3 separate regions of the Mus musculus genome follow, and all the other regions are linked to region 1. Evidence: chromatin loops called from intact Hi-C (ENCODE). Cell type or tissue: left cerebral cortex. All regions are shown on one strand.

Evidence for each region. Hi-C counts contacts between places; a loop is a spot of excess contacts. Peaks named below come from ENCODE experiments on the same cell type or tissue, not always from the same donor. Only the 100,000 strongest peaks of a DNase experiment are listed, where the experiment ranks them.
Region 2: it touches region 1 in a loop (2.4-fold over the local background); 11 of 42 quality-filtered maps call a loop at or near these places.
Region 3: it touches region 1 in a loop (2.7-fold over the local background); 8 of 42 quality-filtered maps call a loop at or near these places.

The regions. Positions count from the first base shown.
Region 1 is chr15:100,034,485-100,042,484 of GRCm38, reverse strand. It overlaps Dip2b (disco interacting protein 2 homolog B), which reads right to left and starts at 3,821. Exons shown (of 38, transcript NM_001159361.2): 1 at 3,576-3,821. The coding sequence starts at 3,675. In left cerebral cortex, CTCF peaks have their summits at 3,929 and 6,009 (motif pointing left); DNase peaks (open chromatin) are centred at 2,055, 2,981, 3,227, 3,885 and 4 more places; H3K4me3 peaks cover 3,577 bases; H3K27ac peaks cover 3,547 bases.
Region 2 is chr15:100,317,348-100,325,347 of GRCm38, reverse strand. It overlaps a transcript of Mettl7a1 not described here. Among named protein-coding and RNA genes, the nearest start is that of Mettl7a3, 14 kb to the left of the region's middle. In left cerebral cortex, CTCF peaks have their summits at 1,997 (motif pointing left) and 4,019 (motif pointing right); DNase peaks (open chromatin) are centred at 816 and 1,838; H3K27ac peaks cover 620 bases.
Region 3 is chr15:100,224,386-100,232,385 of GRCm38, reverse strand. Atf1 (activating transcription factor 1) reads right to left here and starts at 4,527. Exons shown (of 7, transcript NM_007497.3): 1 at 4,304-4,527. In left cerebral cortex, CTCF peaks have their summits at 1,520, 3,374, 3,579 (motif pointing left) and 4,462; DNase peaks (open chromatin) are centred at 3,970, 4,667 and 6,311; H3K4me3 peaks cover 2,259 bases; H3K27ac peaks cover 1,980 bases.

The sequences.
Region 1 (8,000 bases):
TTTCAACTGTAGCTCTGGGGTACATTCTTAGCCTACACTTTCATGAGTGAGGTCTCTGGAGGAAGTGACCACGGTCTCACTGCAGGTAAACCGAAACAAAGCTGACCTGCCCATTTCTGAGATTAAAATATGATCTACCCAGCACCTCCCTCTCCTTCTCCGCTCTCCTTCAGCTCCTAAGAAGGTCCTGTCTATGCCTCCACCTTCAAGGTGGACTCTGCCGCTTCCAGGGCCTGAGAGACAGGGAACGAAACATGTAGTGACAGAGCCGAGTGAGCGGCTGTTCATGCCCAGAGAAGTGTTCAAACAAGAAAGGGAGGCTCCCTTCCGGTAACTGTTGTTTTATCTTAAATACCTTTCCAGTTGCCCTCTCTGGGCTGTACTAAGACACGGAAAGACTTGCTCACCCTCCAACCTGCAGTGCAAGCGGTGCCTAACAGCCTTCTTCCCTCACAGTGAGCCCTGGACCACCCAAATCACAGCCTTTGCTACTAACCACACAACCTGGTATTTACAGCTCTCACAGTGGCAAAGCATGCTGCTTCCTCTTTTCTTAGAAGGCAGCCCCTGAACATGGCTCTGTCATGGTCTCCTGTGACGTTTTGTTGACATTTTTAAGAGATGTCCTCTGGCAGGCTCAGAGCTCCTTGAAAGCTGGCTCCTGCTCACCTCTGTATCCTCCGCACAGAAAGACGCAACATACAGGAGCCAATCAGCACGCAGGGACCACAGCTTTGGGAACCATCAGGACGGTGCAGAACTGTGGCATAAACACTGAATGGAGCACTTCCTTAGAGGAAGAAAAAACTATTGTGCAATCACAACTCGGCTATTTAAGCCATCAGATCCCATAATCACATCACAGCTTGAGATAATGGCTCTCACCAGAGATGCAGTTGTAAATGAAGGAACACTTAACCTTTCTGAGTCCAAGTCCTCCCTCTGCTAAACTAGAGGGCCAGGGGCACTGAGTGCATCTGCTTTAACATCAGCAAGTAGCTTAGTGACACTCGGATGACGTCATGAAAGCACCACACAGGTGATTAAAGGACAGATTAAAGGAAACAATTCTCAATGAGCCCCACTACACTGTGGGGTGGCAGATGGCACGTGAAGCTCCTGAGAAAATAAACAGAGACTAAGATAAGAACCCTATCCAACTCATCTATCAAGAAATTAACGTGTAAGTTCATTTTCTAAATGGTTCCCCAGACAGTTCCAGGCTGTCAGGGCAGAAGAGGTCCACGGTGAGCAGCCTGTACCAGCAGACCCACCACACAGGGCTCTGCACCGTGCTCTGCGGCAAACAACCCAGAGGAGGCAGGGACCTGCATCTCAGCAGAGCGGCTGATCTGTGACCAAAGCCTGCAGCAGAACACACGCACAAAGAAAATGCTCTAACAGTCCTTTGCTCAGACTCTCCCTATCTTTAGAACCGAGTAGAGCCTGAACCTACAAAAACCAGCAACGGAAAGAAGGAACTCACCAACGTCAGCAAGTCGGGACAAAGGCTTGAGTGGGGGAGGGGGCGAGGCAAAGTTTTTCTGTCAGAACAGTAATTATGAAGAAAACATTAAAAAAAAAAGGGAACGAGATTAGTTCAAAATATGCTGCAGATGTCACAAACACTACCACAGATCTGGGGATCCCTGATTTATTTTTATAACTTGAACTCTGGATAGCATCTTCCTACATCTCTAACCAACCATCTGTGTACTTGAAGCAGGACAGACAGATGGCCAATACGCTGACACTGCAGGCTCAAGGTTCCTCAACTGCTATTTTCTTCTAGAGTGCAAAGACATAAGATGCAGGACAATGCAGTACAAATCCTTAAGAGAGAAATTTAAACTAAGTCGTGTGCCAATCAAAGTATCCTGCGTGGAAGAATAACCAATTCACTGGTCCTTAAAAAAAAACAAAACATTTAAACCCTGGCATTCCCAGTTTCTAAGACTTTCACACCTTTTCAGGGAGTAGGGTGAGCTAGTCAGTAGTGGAACCTAGAAAGAGCCTTCCAAAGATGTCTAGAAACACCAAGAGCTGTAAACAATAATCGTGTGGAGCAGATCCATACCAAGGGGAGCACCCAGGATTTCCCTTTCCCGGTGAAAGCAATCAGGTCCTATTTTTAATCTCCCCCTCATGCAAACATCCAGGGAAACCTCCCATTCTGGCTAATGAAAGCTATAGCTGATTTGTTACTGAAAGTAAATACAGAACTGTTTTAAAAGATCTGAATGGAATTCGTCACACTCGGTGGCAACACTTTCACAAGAAGATGACAAGAAAAAAACAAAACCTTAAGGGAAATATATTTTAATAAACTACTTCAAATGTTTTTTTTTTTTTAAATCTGGTAAATATTGTAACCAAAGGTATCACCGGGCAAGCAACCCAAAGGTTTCCTATCTTCCTAAACGCTTCCCCACTGATTAATTGAAAAGTAATATGTTGATAATTGCATGCAGGTGAAAAGATCACCACCCTACACATTGGGAAAGCCTTAAAGGGTTATTAAAATTAATTATTTCCTTCAATCGAGTAAGATCTGTGACACTCAAACGCACTTCTGGCTTTTCACTATAAGTGATTCTCAAAAAGGTTTGAAAAAGCCCAGTGTCGTGACAAGTTAACAAAAAGTCGGAACTAGAACGCTCCTGGGAACTTGATCACATTCCTTACTCTTTTCCAATCAACAGTTTTTAGTGAACTTGAAAAATACTGGGGAGGGTCTTTGGCAAGGAATTCAACAATATGCAACTCTGGAGACATCAGCGAAGTGTACGGAAACCAAGCGCGGAGAAAATGCTGCTTTTGTTCAGAGGCCGCCTGCGATAAAAACAGGAACTTTACAGAGAAGCTGATCTCCACAGCACATTCGCCTGACCACATGCCCACAGCCGGCATTGAGGTCCTCATTGTTATCCAAGGCACTTCTCTTGTAACAGAGCCCAGATTTAGTCCATGTTTGAAATTATCTACACAAACCCAACCCTCCCTGTACCAATCCATTGTCAAAAGAAAGAGGGTGCCGGCCAGGATTTGCATGTACCCGGTAGCCACCTCTACAAAGACTCCAAAAGGTGACCAGATAGGAAAACCTAGACTGAATGCAGGTGGCAAGAAAAGCCTGCTGCTCCCAAGGACAGAGGCGGTCTAGAGGCAGCGGATCGGGGGGTCTCTGGGTTAGCGCCACCGCTTCCGACCTCCCTCGGACCCTCAATGGCTCCCCCGCTCCTTTCTCACGCCTGTCACTGGTGAGGCACCTCGCATTGTTAGAGAAGCAGGAAGACGTGCAGCTGCGGCGTCCCCCTGCGCCTCGTTCTGAAGCCGGAGCGAGGGGACAGGCGAGCGGCCCTTCGGGAGCAAGGCAGCAGAGGGGCAAGGTGTCAGCCGGAGGGCGCAGCTTTGTCTCCAGCTGACCCGTCCCCGGGTCCTGCGGGGCCCCCCAGGGACAACAATGAAAGCCCAGCCGCGCTTCGCGGGTGGGGAGCGGCGAGCCCCGCCAGCCCAGCCGCCCACAGGCCGCCGCCCGCTCGCCCGCTCGCCCGGCCCGCCGCGCGCTCGCCTACCCTCAGACAGCTCCAGCTCCAGCTCAGCCAGCTGCGCCCGCACCTCGGGGGGCAGCGCGGCCACCGCGGCCGGCGACGGCTCCAGGCCTCGCTCCGCCATCGCGGCTGCGCCAGCCACACTCCGGAAGACGAGAGGGGGCCGAAGGAGGGACGGACTGACGCGGGCCCACACCCCGGCTACAGGATCCGGCTCCAGCCGCCGAGAGCCGCCGGCGCTGCCGCTGCCGCCGCCGCCGCCGCCGCCATGAGCGAGGGTCACGTGAGCGTGCGGCCCCGCCCCCCGGCCTGGAGCTCGTCCCGCCCCGGAGACGCAGGACGGGCGTGGCTACAGCGCCCTCTACCGCGGATCTTGGAGAGCGCAGGCTGCCGTCGCCTGCTCTGCTCTCCTTGGGAAGATGCGGCACCTGCTGCATATGACGCCTACCTTCCACAAACTCTCAAGCAAGAGGACTCCGGGACGTTGCCCTTACTTCTTCCAGTCCCTCTCACTCGGGAGAGCATGCATCTGTCATGTCTTTTCCCCCATTTTCCCTGATGGACCTGCCTACAGGCCACATCCTTCATCTACCCCAGATTCTGGATTATGCCTGCCAACAACTCTTTGATTTCTTTTTCGGTGCTTCTTGTAATCCCAGCACTCAGGAGGTGGAAACCGGAGGATCTGAAGTTCAAGGTCATTCTCTCCTCAGTGAGAGCCAGCCTGGGCTACATGAGACCTGTCTCAAAACACAAGAAAAAAGATCACAGTCGAACTTGCTTCATCTTGCCTTGACTCCTAAAGACTTATAAAAAGAACTTCTGTGGGAATAGGGGTTGGGGACATGGTTTCATTGTTACAATCGCTGGCTGCTTCTGCAGAAGGCCTAAGCTCAGTTCTCAGCACTGGGCGTCTAATGCCAGCTTGAGGACCTCTGCAGACCTCTACACACACGGCTACATACACCGCATTCGGTATAATGGTGCACGCCTTTTATCCCAGCACACAAGAGGCAGAAGCAGGCTAATCTCTGAGTTTGAGGCCAGCCTGGTCTACATAGTGAATTCCTATTCAGCCAGGGCTACACAGTTAAGACCCTGTCTGGAGGAGCGAGGAACGGAGAGGGGAGGGGGAGGAGAGGAAGAGGAAGAGGAAGAGGAAGGGGAAGAGGAAGGGGAAGGGGAAGAAGAGGAGGAGGAGGAGGAGGAGGAGGAGGAGGAAGAAGAAGAAGAAGAAGAAGAAGAAGAAGAAGAAGAAGAAGAAGAAGAAGAAGAAGAAGAAGAAGAAGAAGAAGAAGAAAGAAAGAAAGAAAGAAAGACATCTCTTTATGCAGTCTTGCCTGACCTGGAACTCTCTACTCAACCGACAAAGGACAAAGATCCACTTTCATCTGCCTCCTTGCTGAGTGTTGGAATCAAAGACGTGCCCTAGCTTGATGGGGAGTTGGGGATAGCTTTTTTTTTTTTTTTTTTAGCCACCTCAGTATGTAACCTATATGTAGTCCAAAAGTACTCATTCTAGTTTAGTATATATAAGGAAGGCCAAAAAAAAAAAATCCCTGTATTCTTTTTCCCCTCTTTTATTATTATTATTTTCTTTATTTACATTTCAAATTTTACATTCCTGTATTCTTACCAAAAACTATTAAGATCTTTATTTTACATTGTAACTTTTGTGTTTAGTATTGAAATTTTGTCACAGGGAGACAACTGATTTATGATTTTTTTCCCCACTGTGTGCATGGGGGGGGGGGGGGTGGCACACACAGCCTGAGGGGATCCTAGTGTCTCTTTCTTTCCAAGGTGCTCCAAAATGGAAGCTGGGGATGTTAGAAGCAGGGAGCCCAGGAGTCAATCCCCAACATTACATAAACTGAGGAGCTAAATTCAAAATCAGTCTGCTCTGTCTCGAGTTCTAGGCGGGCCAGGACTCATAGAGAGATGTTATCTCAAAGCCACCATAAAGGAAAGAAGGAGGGAGGGAGGGAAAGAAGCGTGAGCTCAAAGCTGCTTAGGGGCAAGACGTTGAGATTACCTCTGAACTGAGCTAATGAGTGCTACGGATGTAATCCCATGTAAAGTTCTTGACTCCATGACATTCCGGAAGCCCCAAGATCCACCAATTTGTTCAATTGCACCTAGTATTATTTATGTATGAATTTATTTAGTGTATGGGTGTGTGTGTGTGTGTGTGTGAGAGAGAGAGAGAGAGAGAGAATGCCCATGTGGAAATCAGAGAAGAACTTGCAGGAATCTGTAGTGAGGCCTTGAGGAAGTACTCTTACTCTGGAGTTGTCTCATCTCGGTTTAGTTTAAGACTACTTAATGATTTGGGGGCTGGAGAGATGGCTCCGCAGTTAAGAGCACTGGCTGTTCTTCCAGAGGTCCTGAGTTCAATCCCCAGCAACCACATGGTGGCTCACAACCATCTGTAATAGGATCCTATGCCCTCTTGTGGTGTGTCTGAAGACAGCTACAGTGCATGCATATAAATAAAATAAATACATCTTTAAAAATACTAATGAAAAAAAGACTATTAATTCATGACACCTTCCATCAAGAAATGAGATCCAAACAGCAAGATGGCTCAGTGGGTTTCTAGTCTGACGGACAGCCTGTGTTCAGTGCCTGGAATCCACATGGTAGAAAGAAAAGACTGACACCCAAAAATGAACTTCTGACCTCCACACACACACGCACACACACACACACGTGTACACACATTAAATAAATAAATATATATATATATTTAAAAACCACTGTTAAGAAATGAGCTAGCTCGGGCTGGTGAGATGGCTCAGTGGGTAAGAGCACCTGACTGCTCTTCCGAAGGTCCGGAGTTCAAATCCCAGCAACCACATGGTGGCTCACAACCATCTGTAAGGAGATCTGACTCCCTCTTCTGGAGTGTCTGAAGACAGCTACAGTGTACCTACATATAATAAATAAATAAATCTTAAAAAAAAAAAAAAGAAAGAAAGAAATGGGCTAGCTCAATGATTAAGAGCATCTTTTGACTTCCAGAGGACTCAGGTGTAGTTTCTAGCAACCACACGGTTTCTCACAACCCTCCACAATCCGGTTCTAAGAGCTCTAAGGCCCTCTTCTGGCCTCTGAGGGACCACATATGAAGGCAAAACACTCACACATATAAAAATGAATATATAAATCCTTAAAGAAAGGAAGGGGCTAGAGAGATTAATCCCCAGTAATGAGATCTGACACCCCTTCTGGTGTGTCTGAAGATAGCTACAGTGTACTCATATACTTAAAATAAAGAACCCTTTTTTTAAAAATCATTAATTAATATTGCTTGCTGCTCCTCTAAAGGACTAGCACCCACTGCAGGCACCTGCAGCTCAAACTCTAAGGGATCTCTGGTGTTGTCCTCTGCCTCCAAGATCATCCATGTGTGGTATGCACATACAGACACAAACAGATCTATAAGTAAAAAAAAACAAATCTTCAAAAAGAAACAAAATGAGATCCAAGGACTGCACGGTGGGAATGTTACCTCAAGGGGAACTGAGGCAGGAGGAGCCCAGTGAGCTTGAGGCCCATCTGAACTACATAGTAAGTCCCTGGATCTGAAGGAGCACATGACTGCTTTGACCAATAAGATATGGCAGTAGTGACCTGGTATGATGTACTCGGGAGTCAGTCCTAGTAGCCAAGCTTGCTCTCAAATAGACCTCCAAGGAATCTCTCCTACAGCTCTCTGAACCCTACACACACACACACACACACACACACACACACACACACACTCCTTACTCTACCTCCTATCACAAGCCACATAGGAGAAGTCCAAGCCACAGGGCAGGTCACGTGAGGTGTTTTGTGTAGCAACTCTAACTAAACCCAGGTCCTTCCCCAGGCTGAAGACTTCACCTGACTCCAGCCCAGATCTGAAAGTGTTCTGAGGCCCAGGCTATGTGCAGCCCTCCCTGCCATGCTCTGCCCCAATTCCTGTGACATGCTTAAATCCCGTTGCTTTCTCACAGGACACAGGGTGGTCAGCTACCCAGCAATAGATGATCAGAAGCGCTCAGGGGACACTCTTTCCTCCCCAACAGATCTGCTTTCCTCCTAACCCCTAAAGAGGCTGAATATGCACATATCCACTACCCAGCTGGCTGCTTCTCATTCTCTGCCTTCAACTGCCTCTCCTGTCCTGCACTGAACTGTGTGAGCTCAGAAACGTACTCAACTCCAGTGCCCTGACTCCCCACTGACTGACTGAACCATCATGCCTGGACCTAAACTGCTTTTTACCTGAAACTTGCTCTATACCAAGCTGTCCTTGAAATCAGAGATCTGCTTGCCTCTGTCTCTTGAGATAAAAAGGGGTGTAGTAAGGGTGTGCCTGTATTCCAGCCAGTGAAGTTAAAGGTGTGTCAGTCAGTTCAGCCAGATTGTACAAACCTTTGGATGGGATCACTTGCCAGA
Region 2 (8,000 bases), 280 kb before region 1:
ACAGGGTGTACTGGCTGGTTTTGTGTCAACTTGACACAGGCTGGAGTTATCACAGAGAAAGGAGCTTCAGTTGAGGAAATGCCTCCATGAGATCCAGCTGTGGGGCATTTTCTCAATTAGTGATCAAGGGCCCCTTGTGGGTGGGACCATCTCTGGGCTGGTAGTCTTGGGTTCTATAAGAGAGCAAGATGAGCAAGCCAGGGGAAGCAAGCCAGTAAAGAACATCCCTCCATGGCCTCTGCATCAGCTCCTGCTTTTTGACCTGCTCGAGTTCCAGTCCTGGCTTCCTTGGTGATGAACAGCAGTATGGAAGTGTAAGCTGAAACCCTTCCTCCCCTCCCCTCAACTTGCTTCTTGATCATGATGTTTGTGCGGGAATAGAAACCCTGACTAAGACACAGGGTTTCTCTGTTGTAGCTCTGGCTGTCCTGGAACTCGCTCTGTAGACCAGGCTGGCCTCTAACTCAGAGATCCATCTCTGTCTGCCTCCTGAGTGCTAGGATTAAAGGCAGATGCCACCACTGCCCAGGAAGCTTTGCATGAGTCACCACAGAAGGATGTCAGGATGTAGTAGAATATAGGTGTGAAGGGTCAAGCTGGAGGCCAGTCAGCACAGGTAGAGCAATGGGTCCAGAAGCAATAGAGGGACTCTGGTGTGGAGGGGAAGTGAGGAGAGGTGATCTAAGATGACATTTTTCAGCTTGAGCAACAGTGGCAGAAGCTGTGTTACCAGATAAAAACTGCAAACGATGCAGATGGCGTAAAAAATAAAAAGGCCCTGTTAAAATCGGTGGATGTGAATGGCAACAGGCCAGGACGACAGGATGGTGAGAATGACAGTGAGTGGATTCACATACCTATGCCCTTGGAAAGAGAGGAGCTAGCATGGGTGAGTTCTCCAAGACTGGTGGGTGGGGATAGAAATAGCAGGATGGTGGTTGGAGTGAGCTGGCTGGTGGGTGGAGACAGCCGGCTGGTGGGTGGAGACAGCCAGCTGGTGGGTGGAGACAGCAGGCTGGTGGGTGGAGACAGCAGGCTGGTGGGTGGAGACAGCAGGCTGGTGGGTGGAGACGGTCGGCTGGTGGGTGGACACAGCCGGCTGGTGGGTGGAGACAGCCGGCTGGTGGGTGGAGACAGCCGGCTGGTGGGTGGAGACAGCCGACTGCTAGGTGGAGACAACAGGCTGGTGGGTGGAGACGGTCGGCTGGTGGGTGGAGAAAGTTGTTTTTAAGTTGAGAACAGGTTTAGTGGAAAAGGTCAAGGACTAAGAGGCCTTTGGGAGCCCTGGGACTTCTAAGTTTAATGTTTTATATATGGCATTGGGAGGTGTTGACACAGTGCTTACACAAAAGCTTGGCATGTGTTTTCTCTTGAAATGTGTGTTGATGTTAGGCTTCTCACACATCAGACAAGCACTGTGCCATGAAGAAACTTTTCTACCTGCAGGAACAGTGTTGTTGTTGTTGTTGTTGTTGTTGTTGTTGTTGTTATATGGATGTTTCTCATGCAGTGACTGATACACCAAAAGAGGGTGTCCGAGCCCCTGGAACTGGGGTTACAGATTGCAGATTGTTGTGAGCTGTCATGTGGGAGCTGGGAACTGACCCAGACCCTCTGGAAGAACAGACAGTGATCTTAACCACTGGGCCATCTCTCGGGCCACTTAGTTATTCCTGTTGCTTTAAAAGAGAAGACCTACATTTTTCTTTCTTAGATTCTCAAGGTTATCTGTGTTCTCTCCATAAAAGTTAAGAAATAGACCCAGTTTTTACCATTTTAGTGCTATTTTTACATATTCCTGCACACTTGTCATCCATGTGTGAACAGATGGCAAATGTTTGTCTTTTTAAAAAAGTTTCCCAGAGAGGCTGGAGAAATGGATCAGCTGTTAAGACAATTGACTGCTCTTCCAGAGGTCCTGAGTTCAAATCCCAGCAACCACATGGTGGCTCACAACCATCTATCTGTAATGAGATCTGATGCCCTCTTCTGGTGTATCTGAAGACAGCTACAGTGTACTTACATATAATAAATAAATCAATCTTTGGGCCGGAGCGAGAAGGAAAAAAAAATTTTCCCCAGGAGTTTAGAATACTCTAAATCTTCCTAAGAATATGAAAAGAAGAAAATAAAGGTGAGAGAAAAAAATGTGGACTGACAGTTTGCCAATGTATTTATTAATCCCTTTATTTACTTATTTATTTACTTATCTATTTTGAGACAGGGTCTCACTATATAGCCCTGGCTGTCTTGAAACTCAATATGTAAACCAGTTGTATTCCCAACTCACAGAAATCCCCCTGCCTCTGCCTCCAAAGTACTGGCTTTGAAGGTGTGTGACAATGCCTGGCATTTTACCGGTTTGTTAGTAATCTGCTGTATCCAGCATTTCCTCCCACATAAACCGCTCAGGCAGACGGAGCTCCAGCACCTGGGCTTCCCGAGAGTCAGTCCCTGGGGCTGGAGACGGCTCAGTGGTTAGGAGAACTTGTTACTCCAGCAGAGGACCTGGGTTCACCAAATGCAGGCTTACCATCATCCGTATTTCAGTTCCGGGGATCGCATGCACCCTTTTGACCTCCACAGACAGGCACCAAGGACCCATGTGGTGTACAAACATGCAGGCAAAACACTCATGCATATAGAACATGTATTTAAGATGTGCTAATATTCAGTATTGTCTCCACGGGTCAAATGCTACACTGCTACATATATATTCACATTTGCTATATTCCAGTGAAAAGTAGAAAGCATTTCAAGAAGAAACCACAATGCTAGAATAAACACCTGACCCTTTGGAAAATGTGATGTATAACTCTCATGTTTGCTACATTTACAGAAGAAAAACATTTTCTGGTAGGAGGACCAGTTTCACCCTGTTTTCTCATGCGTGCTGAAGGAGTGGCGCTTCGGGCAGGTGAGCCTGCTGAACTGCCTCAGAGCTCAGCACTGAGAGGTCTAGAGTTTACGAAGCACTCCTGGCTCTGTCTCCCTTTTCTCCCACAGCTTTTCACGTGCCCAGTTCCCTTTCCATGAGTGAATAAAGTACTAGCAGGAGCCAGGCGTGGAGACCCATCCTGCAGCAGGAGGTGGGTGTGGTGACCCATGATGCAGTCCCAGTGCTGTGGACTGAAGACAACCCGCTGATCAGTCCAGCTAGCTGAACCAGTGAGCTCCAAGTTCAGTGAGAGACGCTGCCTCAAAAAAATTATATTTACATACATATACATATATATATATGTATACACACATATATATATATGTATATGTATGTATTTGTATGTGTGTGTGGGTGGGTGGGTGTGCGTGTATTACCACAACAGAGTGTATACACACACACACTGTTGTGGTAATGCACACTTTTAATCACAGCACTCAAGGCAGAAAGAGGCAGGTAGATACCTGATTTCAAGGCCAGCCTGGTCTACAGAGTGAGTTCCAGGACAACCGCACACATAAACTCTGTCTTGAAGATATAGATAGATAGATAGATAGATAGATAGATAGATAGATGGATGGATAGATAGATGATAGATAGATAGATAGATAGATAGATAGATAGATAGATAGATAGATAAATAGATAGATAGATAGATGATAGATAGATGATAGATAGATAGATAGATGGATGGATGGATGGATGGATGGATGGATGGATAGATAGATAGATAGATAGATAGATAGATAGATAGATAGATAGATAGATAGATAGATAGATAGTTGGATGATAGATACAAAATAATAGTAAGAGATAGAAGTTGGATTTGGGTTCAGAGCTTGCCCCCCTCCCCCTGCTACTCCCTAAAGCCGGGGAAAGCATTGAAGAATCAGTCAGCAGACGGCTCTAAATGCTGAGGTGCCCAGCTGAACATCATTTCCGTGATGGATGAGCACGTGTCTTTGTAATTGTGGGTGTAGGATCAGCCAAGAGTAACTGTTAAGTAAGAGCCTTGGCGATGGCTCAGCTGATGGAGGTGCTTGTGTTTAAACCTGACTGGGCTGAGTTCCAACCCCAGGTCCCACAAGGTGGCAGGAGAGAACCAGCCTGGAGAGCTGTCCTCTGGCCTGCATGTGGCCACAGTGCACAATAAAATAAAAGCAGTGGGTTTCAGGCCAGCGAGAGCCTATCTTGAAAAATACCAAGAAGTAAATAATTAAATGAATCTGTTCCTGGAACTGATGTATAGGAAGACCCTGGAGGTGGGCACATGATCTGGCAGGCGATCAACCAACAGGATCTGCCAACGGGATCTGTAAGGTGAATCCTAGTAACCTAGAGGAGAGTTATCTAGTTACCAAGAGAGTTACCTAGTTCCCTGCTTAGAGAGCCCTCAGAGTGTTTGTCCAGCAACAGGGACTGGCTGGGTCAGAGCCTGGTGTCTGGGTGGGCAGTCACTTGCTCACTGAGTTGGTTCTTCATGCTAACCTTAGATTCCAGATCTTAATAAAAACTGAACGTCAGCTGTCAAGAGGTGGTAACGTATGCCTTTAATCCCAGCACTTGGGAGTCAGAGACAAGCAGATATCTGTGAGTTTGAGGTCAGCCTGATCTACAAAGCAAGTTTCAGGACAGCCAGGGCTACATGGAGAAACTCTGTCAAAACAAACCATAAATCCCTAAGAGTCTATTGCCCAACACTGAACAGCAATTGTTAAAATGAGGTCATCTTATTTAAACTCCCAAGCAAAGCTTTACATAATCACTTGGCTTCTCTAACTCCTGCCCCATGTCACCTGATAGTTTTGTTTTCCTCAATTCCTTTCATAAAGACTTTTTAGAAGAGGCCTCCCCTACAGCCATGCTCTCCCGGAAGCCCAAGCTCTCTGAGGGGTTCCCTGCAGGTTAGATGCAGGGAGCGGGCTGCAGAGGTGCACACTGCCTTCCTGGGAGCCCGGGTTCCTACTGCTGATTCAGGAGTCTCAGGCTCAGGAGCAGATGCACGCATATTGCGGGTCATCTGTCTTTCTGTGTCTGCCATTTCCTCTCTCCAGCCACAAAGAGCAAGCGATGCGCCATGTTCTATTTCACTTGACAGTTTGCAGGGACTCCTGGCAGCTTTCCTGTTTCCACCAGCAAATAATACAAGTTACTGTGGAGGTTTGCTGACATGATGAAGCTGCTGGTTGGTCTGCTGTCCTGCACCAGGTGTTGCTGGGGTCCTGCACCTGCCTTTGCCCCCACCCCCCACCCCTGCTCCTGCAAGGTGTCTGTTGGCTGAACTTTTGTCATGCTGTGTTAGTTGGGTTGTTACTGGAGGACATAGGGCAAAAGGCCTGGGTCCAGGAGTTCACAAGCCCCAAGTTGAACCAGTTAAAGACAATGGTGGTAAAGGCAGAGAACGATTTTACTACATAGACAGATTGGACAACAGAAAAAGAGGCTCAGTGACCCCAGGTCCATCTTCCAACAGACTAACATGATTTTGTTTTGTTGGTTTTGTTGTCTGTTTTTGTTTTTTGTTTTTTGGTTTTTTTTTTGTTTTTTTGTTTTTTTGTTTTGTTTTTTTTTTGTTTGTTTGTTTTTTGAGACTAGTCTTCTCTGTGTAGTCCTGGCTGTCCTGGAACTCACTCTGTAGACCAGCTTGGTCTTGAACTCACAGAGATTCGCCTGCCTCTGCCTCCCCAGTACTGGGATTAAAGGCGTGAGCCACCACCACCCAGCAGGCTGACAGGATTTAAGGAATGGGACTGGAGAGATGACTTAGTGGCTATGAACGAACGTTAGCTGTTCTTCCAGAGGAACCAGGTTTGTTTCCCCAGCATCCCTGTCCAGTCTCACGACCTGGAACTTCAGTTCCAGGGGGGCTGGCACCATCTTCTGACCTTGCTGTGATATGTGGTTGCTTCCAATTTGACCGAAAAATAAAGGCTAAAGGGACAGAGTAGCAGAGATAAGTCCCAGGGGACTGTTCACAGTGAAATGGGGGGTGGGGGGGAGCAGTATCAGTTAGCCGAGGCTCTTGAGAGGTTACGTGGGAAAGCTGGGATGGCCTAGGAAAGTTGGAAGCTGGGATAGCCTTGGAAATCCTTGCAAACAATCATTTCTTTCATTAGTCAGAGATGAGTCTGCCTTTGGGTTAGGGATAGAGAAATCCTGAAATTGTCAAAGTCACTGTGTGGCATTAAGAAAGTGACAGAGAAGGTATCTGTACCCTAGGCTAGCCTCAAAGTTTCCATTCTCCTGCCTGTGCTTCCTGAATACTTCCTGTGGCAGCATGCCTAGCCTACAGGCACTTGAATGTGGAAACCTGTATTATCAGCTGAGAGAGGCGTGGGGTGAAAGGGTCTGTCCACGAAGAAGGCAGACATCAGGGCCATGAACGGCTTAAGGACTGGGAAGGCACAACTTGACAGAAGACTCTCCTAAAATGATGCTTTTAGGTTGTCTTGCTCTATATCCCAGCCTAGCTTTAAACTGCCTACTGTAGCCTGAACTGATCTCAGACCAGCCATCTTTTCTCCCTCTGACTCTTGAGTTCTAACATTTTAGGACCATGCTGCCTAGTGAGCTGGCCTTTGTTGTTTGTTACACTTTTAGGAGTGATACATTTTGACCAGTGACTTTTGTAGTTTATACACAAATTCCAGGATAAGCCTCCAACTTCTCAAACACTTTTCTTTAGAAGAAACACACTATGTTGCTTAGTCACTGTTGTTATTATTTTTAAGCGGGGTTGAAGAGTCAGGCTCAGGGGCCAGTCTTGGTCCTTTGCTCTTGGTCACCAGGACCTCTGCCTGTTCTCTGGCCAGGGTGGAGCTGTTGGCTCAACAGTTCATTAAGGAATTCCTGTGATTCTTTACTGCAGCCTGGGTTGGTTTTAAATGCTGGGATTAAGTGAATAGCCTTCTCTTGCTTTTGTTGGTATTGGCATGTGGAGACTCAGTTAGTGCCCTTAAGTGACTACTAGGAATTTAATTTCAGCTAAGTACTGCACTTCTCAAAGCAACACCAAGAGAGGGAGGGCTTGTTCTGGGTCCAAGAGCACAAACGGAAATATTATGCAATGTTTGCTTCTCTATCAACACTGAGGACACAGAACATCAGAGAACCTGGGAATAAATGTGAAACGTTAGAATGTTTACAGGGGTAGGAGTGGGAGGTAATCCATCGAAATACTTGTGCGGCTCTCACCCCTTGTCTTAAGAGACCAGTGGAAGTGGCTGTGAACACAGAACCTGCCCTTCACTCAGGCTGTTTTGAGGCAGGGCTTTACTATGTTACCCTGGCTGGCCATACTACCTCTGAGTGCCAGGTTTATATGTGGTGCCATATACCCAGTGCTTTTACTTGCTCATTTATTTGTGTGGGCATGTACCTGCTATGATGCATGTGTAGAGAGAGGTCAGAGGACAACTTTGTGAGTTGGCTCTCTCCTTCCACTGTGTGGATCCCAGGTCATCAGGCAGCAAGCACCTTTACCATTGAGCCATCTTGTCTGGCTGGCCTTCAGTTCTTGAACATTAATTTCTTCCTTTCATGCAACTGCCACCCAAACTGCTCCATGCAGCTGAAATCCTCACCATTCATTCTTTGAATTCAGCTCAAAACAGCCCCTGCTCTTCCCCAAGGTAGGTAGGATCACATGTTCTGGCATCTATGCATTTTCTTCAGTGATGACTGAAGAGACTTCTTCATAGCTTATTCAAGAGCAGAAAACATAGTAGGTACTCAATATTAAGTATCAGTTAAAGAAAAAATAAGCCAGGGCTATAGATCAGTCAAGAGCGCTTGCCTCTCAGGGTTGGGCAGGGGTGGCAGGGCGGAGGGGGGGGGGCGGTGTTGGGGATTTAGCTCAGTGGTAGAGTACATGGCTAGCAAGTGAAAGGCCCTGGGTTCAGTCCTCAGCTATGAAAAAAAAAAGTGCTTGCTTCATGCACTAGGCCCAGGTTCAACCACAGCACCCCAAGAAAAAAAATCTAGGTGTGTGTGTGTGCATTCGTGCACACGCATGCACACTCATGAGTGTGTATGCATGTGCACACTCACTCTGCACAGTAAG
Region 3 (8,000 bases), 190 kb before region 1:
GAGGTCCACCAGCTCCTTCCTCCCCAGTGCTGGAATTAAAGAAATGAGTCACCAGCCTGGCTTATCTTACCATTTTTCAAAGTACAGTTCCGTTGTGTTGACTATATTGACAGCTGAACAACCAACCTCTAGACTTTTCTACGTCCGATAGTAACTGTCTTTTTCCTCCAGGAGCACCAGCAACTCCTGTTTCTACTACTAACTCCTGTGACTAGACACTCCCACAAGGTGAGCGAGTCCTTCTGTGGCTGCCTAACTTCATTTGGCACAAGAGCCCAATTCAGCCGGGCGTGGTGGCGCACGCCTTTAATCCCAGCACTTGGGAGGCAGAGGCAGGTGGATTTCTGAGTTCAAGGCCAGCCTGGTCTACAAAGTGAGTTCCAGGACAGCCAAGAGTATACAGAGAAACCCTGTCTCGAAAAACAAAAAACAAAACAAAACAAACAAACAAAAAAAAGCCCAATTCAACCATAGCTCCTGTCAGGGTTTCCATGGTTTGAAGTCTGAACAACACTCCCTGGAATGTACTTCCATTGTTTACCCCCATCTACTGACAAATAGTTGGGTTGCTTCAGTCTCCCGACTGCTGTGAATAGTTGAGCCATAAACATGGATAACGATTATCTCGTAAAGACCTGCTTTTGCCAGGCCTAGTGGCAAAGGTTCATCTCTAGGTGAGTGTGGTTCTCAACCTTCCTAATGCTGCAGCCCTTTAACACATACCTCATGTGACCCCAACCATAAAACTATTTTTTTTGTTACTTCATAATAATTTTGCTGTTATAAATTGTAAATATCTGACCATGCAGGCTATCTAATTCTGGACCCCTGTGAAGGTTGAGAACTGCTGTCTTACAAGTTTATAGGTAGCCTGGTTTACAGAAGTCCCAGGATAGCTAGGGCTGGCTACACTCAAGACCCTGTCTTGAAAGAACAAAGAAAAAAAGAGCTTGCTTTCCATTTTCTTTGTATGTGTAGCCTAGAGAGCTGCTAAATCATCAGTTATTCTGTTGTCCATCTGAAGTACTAATTTTAATGGCATCCAGCCGGGTTTACTGTCCTAGCAGAACATAAGAATTCTAGCTGCAACTCGGGAGGCAGAGGCAAGAGGATTTCTGAGTTCGAGGCCAGCCTGGTCTACAAAGTGAGTTCCAGGACAGCCAGGGCTATACTACAGAAAAACCCTGTCTCAAAAAACCAAAAAAAAAAAAAAAAAAAAAAAATTCTAGCCGCAGTTCCTCCCATCCTTACCAGCACTTGCTGTTTTTTTCTGTTTTCATAGTAAGCTTTCTAATAAGAACAAGGTGGCTTTGGCTTTCTCCCCACTGACTAATGACATTAGCCCTTTTTCTCCAACACTGAAAACATGTCAGGAAGCAAAAAGTTGAGATTTTTTTTGTTTTTGGAAACAGGGTTTCTCTGCATAGCCCTGGCTGTTCCTGGAATTCACTCTGTAGACCAGGCTGGGTTTGAACTCAAAGGATCCACCTGCCTCTTGCCTCCGTAGTGCTGGGATTAAAGGCATGTGCCACCCCTGCTGGACAAGTTAAGAATTCTTAATCATAAGCTAGAGAGATGGCTTAGTGGGTTGAGAACACTGGCTGCTCTTTGAGAGGACTTGGGTTTGACTTCCCAGCACCTATAAAGTGGCTCAAAACCATATACAACTCCAGGGGATCTACTGGCTTCCAGAGGAACACATAGCACACAGGCACATTTGAAGGCAAAACATCCATACACATAAAATACTTTTTTAGCCGGGCGTGGTGGAACACACCTTTAATCCCAGCACTCAGGAGGCAGAGGCAGTCGGATTTCTGAGTTCCAGGCCAGCCAGGGCTACACAGAGAAACCGTTTTGAAAAAACAGAAACAAACACCACCCCCCCCCAATTCAATCAAACAAACAAACAAACAAACACCTTTTTCTCACTATAAGCAACAAACTGTACCTGTTCTGTTTTACTGAATTATCAACTGCAAATACACTTAAAAACAAACAAACTTATTTTATAAGCATGGGTGTTTTGCCTGCATGTGTGTAGGGTGTAGGGGTACAGGATTACCCAGGAGCTAGTTACAGGCAGTTGTGAGCTGCCATGAGAATGCTGCGACTTGAACCCAGGTCTTCTTCTGAAGAGCAGCCAGTCTCCCCATTCCTAAAATTTTAAATCTGGCTGAGGTTTTTGTTTTGTTTTTTAGACAGGATTTTAAAGCCCAGGCTGCCTCTGCCTCCTGAGTGCTAAGAAAAAGGCCATAGGTATGTCCTACCATGCTTGACTGAAGTCTGCTTTTCTTTTTTTTAAAGATTTTAATTATTATTACAAATTAAGTACACTGTAGCTGTCTTCAGACACACCAGATGAGGGCATCAGATGTCATCAAGAATGGTTGTGAGCCACCATATGGCCACCAGAACCTGAACTCAGGACCTTTGGAAGAGCAGTCAGTACTCTTACCCACTGAGCATCTTGCCAGCCCTAAAGTCTGCTTTTCAAAATGACACCTTTTTAAACAAAATACACTATCTGAGTACATTTTCTATAAAAACAATTAAGTTCCAAGTAGCAGCTATCATAATATGATGCACAGTTGGGCAGAATCAGGAAGGCAATGAAATGCAGTCCAAATGCATCACCAACAAGATGCTGGAAACGGAGAAGTCCGCAGGCTATGGATGGCTGTCACACACAAGGCAAGGCACTGCCCTCCTAGGACAGGGTCTTCTATAGCCCAGATTGGCCTCAAAACCTGATACATAGCAGAGGGTGACCTTTCTTGAACTTGACTCTCCAGACATCCCCGCTTGCCTCAATTAAGCAGAACCTGCCAACACACCCAGGTCCTCTACAGAGCAGGCTACATCCCTAGCCCAAGGCAAGGTGCTTTTAATAAATCCTACAAAGAAAGCGACTTTCTACGTGAAATATCAAGAGAAGAGATTTGTTTTTGTGGTGATGAGACCTAAAGAAACTGTATTTACTTCAGATCTCACATTAGGATGCAAAAACCCAGAAGCTAGGCTGTGTCCACCACCATTCCTGGCCCAGCAATACCTCTTACTGCCATTCCTTACTGTACCAAGTCCTGTGGTTTTCTTTCCTTCCTGGGTGAGGGGTAGGAGGTTGGTTTGGTCTTTAGAGCCTCTGCCGCCTGAGCTGGGGTTAAAGGCTTGTGCCACTACGCCTGGATCAGGTCCTATTTTAATACATTTGTCTTGCCTGGCTCGTTATCTCTGAATTACTTAACAGCTATGTTTACTAGCCTGCCTGTTTCTCCCAGCTTTAAGCTCTCTAAAGGCAGTGCCTGTCTGCAGTAAAGTGTGCTCAGTGACCAGCAGACTGTCACGAGTGAACAGTAAATATCAATAAATATCAAGTACAGAGACTTCTCAGCTGGTGAGTGAGGAAAAGGCGTCTTAGCTTCCTTCCTTGAAAAAGATGTTGAAGGTCTGGAGAAATGGCTCAACAGTTAAGAGCACTGACTGCTCTTCCAGAGGTCTGAGTTCAATTCCCAGCAACCACATGGTGGCTCACAACCATCTGTAATGAGATCTGACTCCCTCTTCTGGAGTGTCTGAAGACAGCTACAGTGTACTCATATAAGAAAAACAAAAAAACAAACAAAAAATCCTAACATAAGCCGTGTTCGAAGCCAACCTGGACTATGTATGTATGTATGTATGTATGTATGTGTGTGTGTATGTATATATAAATTTATTTAAGGCCAGTTTGGTAAGCCCTGTCTCAGGCAAAACTAAAAACGCTATAATAAACCGGACCCGGCGACCGCGTCTGGAAGTCCTGCACCATGAACTCTTCGCAACAAATCCCGTCTCAAAAAGAAAAGGCGGCTACCGAGACTCTTTTAAGTTTCTATCATAACTTAGGCGGCCAGCGGCGAGACTCCCGGAAGGAGAGGAACGCCGTGCCCCGCCACAGGGCGGGTTGCCTCGGTTTTCCCAGTCATGGAGGCGGGAGCCCAAGGCCGCGGCGTCTGCAGCCTGCCGGAGGCCGCCGCTCGGCTTTTCTTCCCGCCTCCATGCGGCGCGGGCCGAGCCAAGGAGCGCGGGAGGCCCGGGGCGCCTCTCCCAACGCGCCCCGCGGAGGCGAGGGGAGCCTAACGCCCGGGCGCTCGGGACGCGCGCGACCGGAAGCGCGCGGCCGGCCCCACCCCCACCGCGCCCCTCCCCCACCGCCCGCCGAGCCGCGCGCGACCCCCGGCCGGCGCGTGGCCGCCATTGCGTCCCCGCCGGCGCCGCCTTCCCGCCCGGGCCGCCTCGCGCTCCGCCGCGCCCCACTCACCCGCGGGGCCGCCTGGCCGCTGCCCGGGGCAGGAAGCTCCACTCCCCCGTCCCAGGCGGCGCCGACTTTACTCCTCACTTGCCAGCCGCGCACCGCAGCGAGGTGGCGCGCGTCCCAGGGGTCGGCGGGGTGCGGGAGGAGAGCGTAACTCGAGAGCCAACCGTCGCGGCTACCGTTTCCCGGCCGCGAGGGGCGTCGCAGGCGGCATGATCCGCACAGGCCGGGGGCCGGGGCTGGGGGGGGGGGGGGGGGCGGCCGAGGAGTGCGCGGGAGCGTGGGGAGGGGCGTGGCCTGCGCGCCGGCGTGCTGCGTCACCGCGTGGTCACGTGAGCGCCGCCATCTTGGCGAGCTCGGGAGCGCGCGGGCCGCCACGGGGACGCTGGGGGAGCTCCGGGGATCTTGGGGCAATGGCGCGGGGTCCTGACCTCCCTCTCTCGCGGGCGGGACAGCTGACCCTCGGCTACCTGCTCTGTTTAAGTAACTGTAAAACCTTGCGCTGCCATCTTAGTGCTTCGGAAAGGACTTAGCATGTCCTTGTGGGGAGTTGACCTTCATACAGATGCCTTTATCTCAGCCTTGGCAAGGTTCTGCTAGGGCATCATAGCGGTTTGCTCGCTCGCTTGCTTGTTTTTAGCATGCCCTCTACAAAGTGCATTATCAAATGTTTTGAGAAGTTGTATTTGACACCTTCCCTCCTAATAACTGGGTGAGTGAAGACTTTGGTTTTGAGCCTTCAGAACATACGATGTGATGTAAAACTGAAGCGTTTAGAAGGGCTTATTAGACTCCAGGCACCGTGATTCAGCAAATATTGCCCAATAAAGCTAAGGCCGATGACTACCTTTAAATAGAAGTACTCGGGTTTTGACTGATTAGGCTAGTTACCCAACCTCTCTGGAGTCGCTATCAAATTTATGGAAATTGCCAGGCGTGGTCAGCTGTGCCTCTGACCCCAGCACTTTGGGTTGGCAGGCACAGTGCTATCTCTTATCTTCATAGAAAGTTCCAGGCCCGGCAAGGCTATACAAAGAAAGCCTGTCTTAAAAAACTATGGAAAGTACAACACTAAGTCAGAGTCTCAACATTATGGAAAGTGACCTACAAAGTAAGGTCGGGGGAAAGCTTGCAGATACCAGCCTGGCCTGAACAACAGGCCAGCAGCAGTCATTCCATCACCCATAGTGTTTTTAAAAGGGGTCCTTTTTTTGAGATTATATTATCATTTCTCTCTTTTCCTCCCTCCAAACCTTTATTTTTTCTTTTAAAGATATATATATGTGTGTGTGTGTGTGTGTGTGTGTGTGTGTACACACATATAAATATATATTTGGTTTTTCAAGACAGGGTTTCTCTGTATAGCCCTGGCTGTCCTGGAACTCACTTTGTAGACCAGGCTGGCCTTCAACTCAGAAATCCGCCTGCCTCTGCCTCCCAAGTGCTGGCATTAAAGGCGTGTGCCACCACGCCCGGCCTATATTTATTTTTTATGTAGCTGTCTTCAGACACACCAGAAGAGAGCATCATATCCCATTACAGAGCCATCATGTGGTTGCTGGGAATTGAACTCAGGACCTCTGGAAGAGCAGTCAGTGCTCTTAACCACTGAGCCATCTCTCCAGCTCTTTCCCCCCTCCAAACACTTCTATACATTCATCCTTTCTTTCAAGTGTTTGCTTTTTAAATATATTATTGTAAATTTTGTGTGTCTGTGTGTCTCAGATGGGGAATGGTATGCGCACAGGTTTCTTCAGAATCCAGAAATGAGCGTTGGATCCTCTGGAGTTAGAATTACAAATGGTTGCTGTCAGGTCCCAAAGAAACCCAGGACAAATGGCTAACTGTGGTGTCTGTTAGCATGCCAAAGCACAGGCTGGTAGCCAGGCTCACAATCTGCTCTTCTCTAGCACACACCAACCCCCTACCCTAAACCCAGGCTGAGGGCCTTCAGTTCTCTTCCCCCAGCTTCTGAGTTCCAAAAATCCTGCCAGTTTGGCCATCTCTCTTGGCTCTTTGCCTCTTCCAACTTTCTCTTCCTTTTTCTTGCTCTGCCCCCTGTCAAAGCTCTGGTCAGTCTGTTATTTGTCTCCCTGCCCTGGCCTCTTCCCATGCCTCTGGCTGTACTCTCTCCCACATCTACACTCAAAGCCTTCTCCTCAACCATATGCCTCAGAACGGTCATGTCCTCATTTCATTCAGCTGTGAGCTGTCTGATACATGCCGGAAACCTAACATGAGACCTCTGCAAGAGAAGCGTTCTCATCCTTTAACCTGGAGACATCTCCCAGCCCCTGCTGATCATTTAAAAATAAAGAGAAGGATGAAGAACTATCTGAGAGGATCCCTGGATTGTGTGTGGTGGCACTCACCTGAAGGTCCAGCACTTGGGGGTAAAGGCTAGAGGGTCTGGACATCAGCTCAGCAGGACGGATGAGTCTGGAACTGTAGGATGGGTATCTTCCACTGTTTATTTACCTCCCTTACATCCTGCACACGCTGGCAGTCATTGGAATAGGACTTCTTGACCGAAAGGAGGGGAGTGTGCCATGCTGATTGGCAAGGACTCAGAATCCCTACCTCCCAGAGCTGATTAAAGCGAGGGGCCTGGCATCTCTGGGTATTGGATGTTGCCTGATAATTTTTATTTTTTAAAGACTTATTTTACTTATATGAGTACACTGTAGCTGTCTTCAGACACACCAGAAGAGGGCATCAGATCCCATTACAGATGGTTGTGAGCCACCATGTGATTGCTGGGAATTGAACTCAACGACCTCTGGAAGAGCAGCCAGTGCTCTTAATGACTGAGCTATCTCTCCAGCCCCTAGTCCCAACTTTTAATTGAACTAGAACCAGAGCTCAATGTCAGGTGAGTCCCATTGAATTGTTTCGGCCCAGACTTTGGGGACTTCGGCTAGGAACCTCTGAAGTAACGGGCTTGGAGATAGGCTGGCTGAGGGAACAGTTTGTGTTCCTATTCTTGGGCCAAGGTCAGAGCATGGATGGGGCCATTCTTATCCAGCACTTCCACTCCCTCTAGACCAAAATAGTGGGTTTCCATCTTGGTGAGGAGGTCTCTTCCCAGCAGGGGATATGGGCAACCAGGAATGACCATAAACACGTGAGTTACCCATTGCACTCCCAAGTCCACCTTTCTTCAGGTAGTCAGTGGTAGGGCTTGGTGCTTGTTGCCCCTTGCATCCTTGCACCCATGTTCACCAGACAGTCTGCAGGCTTCCCCTCCACCTTTAGGGTTGCCCAGGGTTCATGGAGGGTGTTAAGCCCCGACACCCTCAGTCATCTTCTAATTCCAGAACCTTTGGACCATCTCTTTGATGTTTTCTTAGGATACTCATCTTGGCACTCATGCTCCCAGCAGCCTTTCCCCTCAATAGGCACACTGGTCCCTCTCTGATGGAGAGTGGTTCTTTCTTCAGTGGGAGCAGCTCTGCCCCTCCCAGGAGCTGATTTTTCAGCTCACTCTTGTCGGACAGCTGTGGCTTGTGGCAGCACGTAGTACTTCCTCCAGTCCTCTGGTCTGTCATTCTCCGGGGTCTCCCGGTTGTGAAAAGCTCTCAGCTCTGTGGCTGCTACCTCACTCAGTTGCTTACCTGAAAAGCCACCCAGGCGCTGGAGCATCCAATGGATGTGAGGGGCAGTTCGGTTAACAAAAGCCATGTTCACAGATGACTGGTGCGTT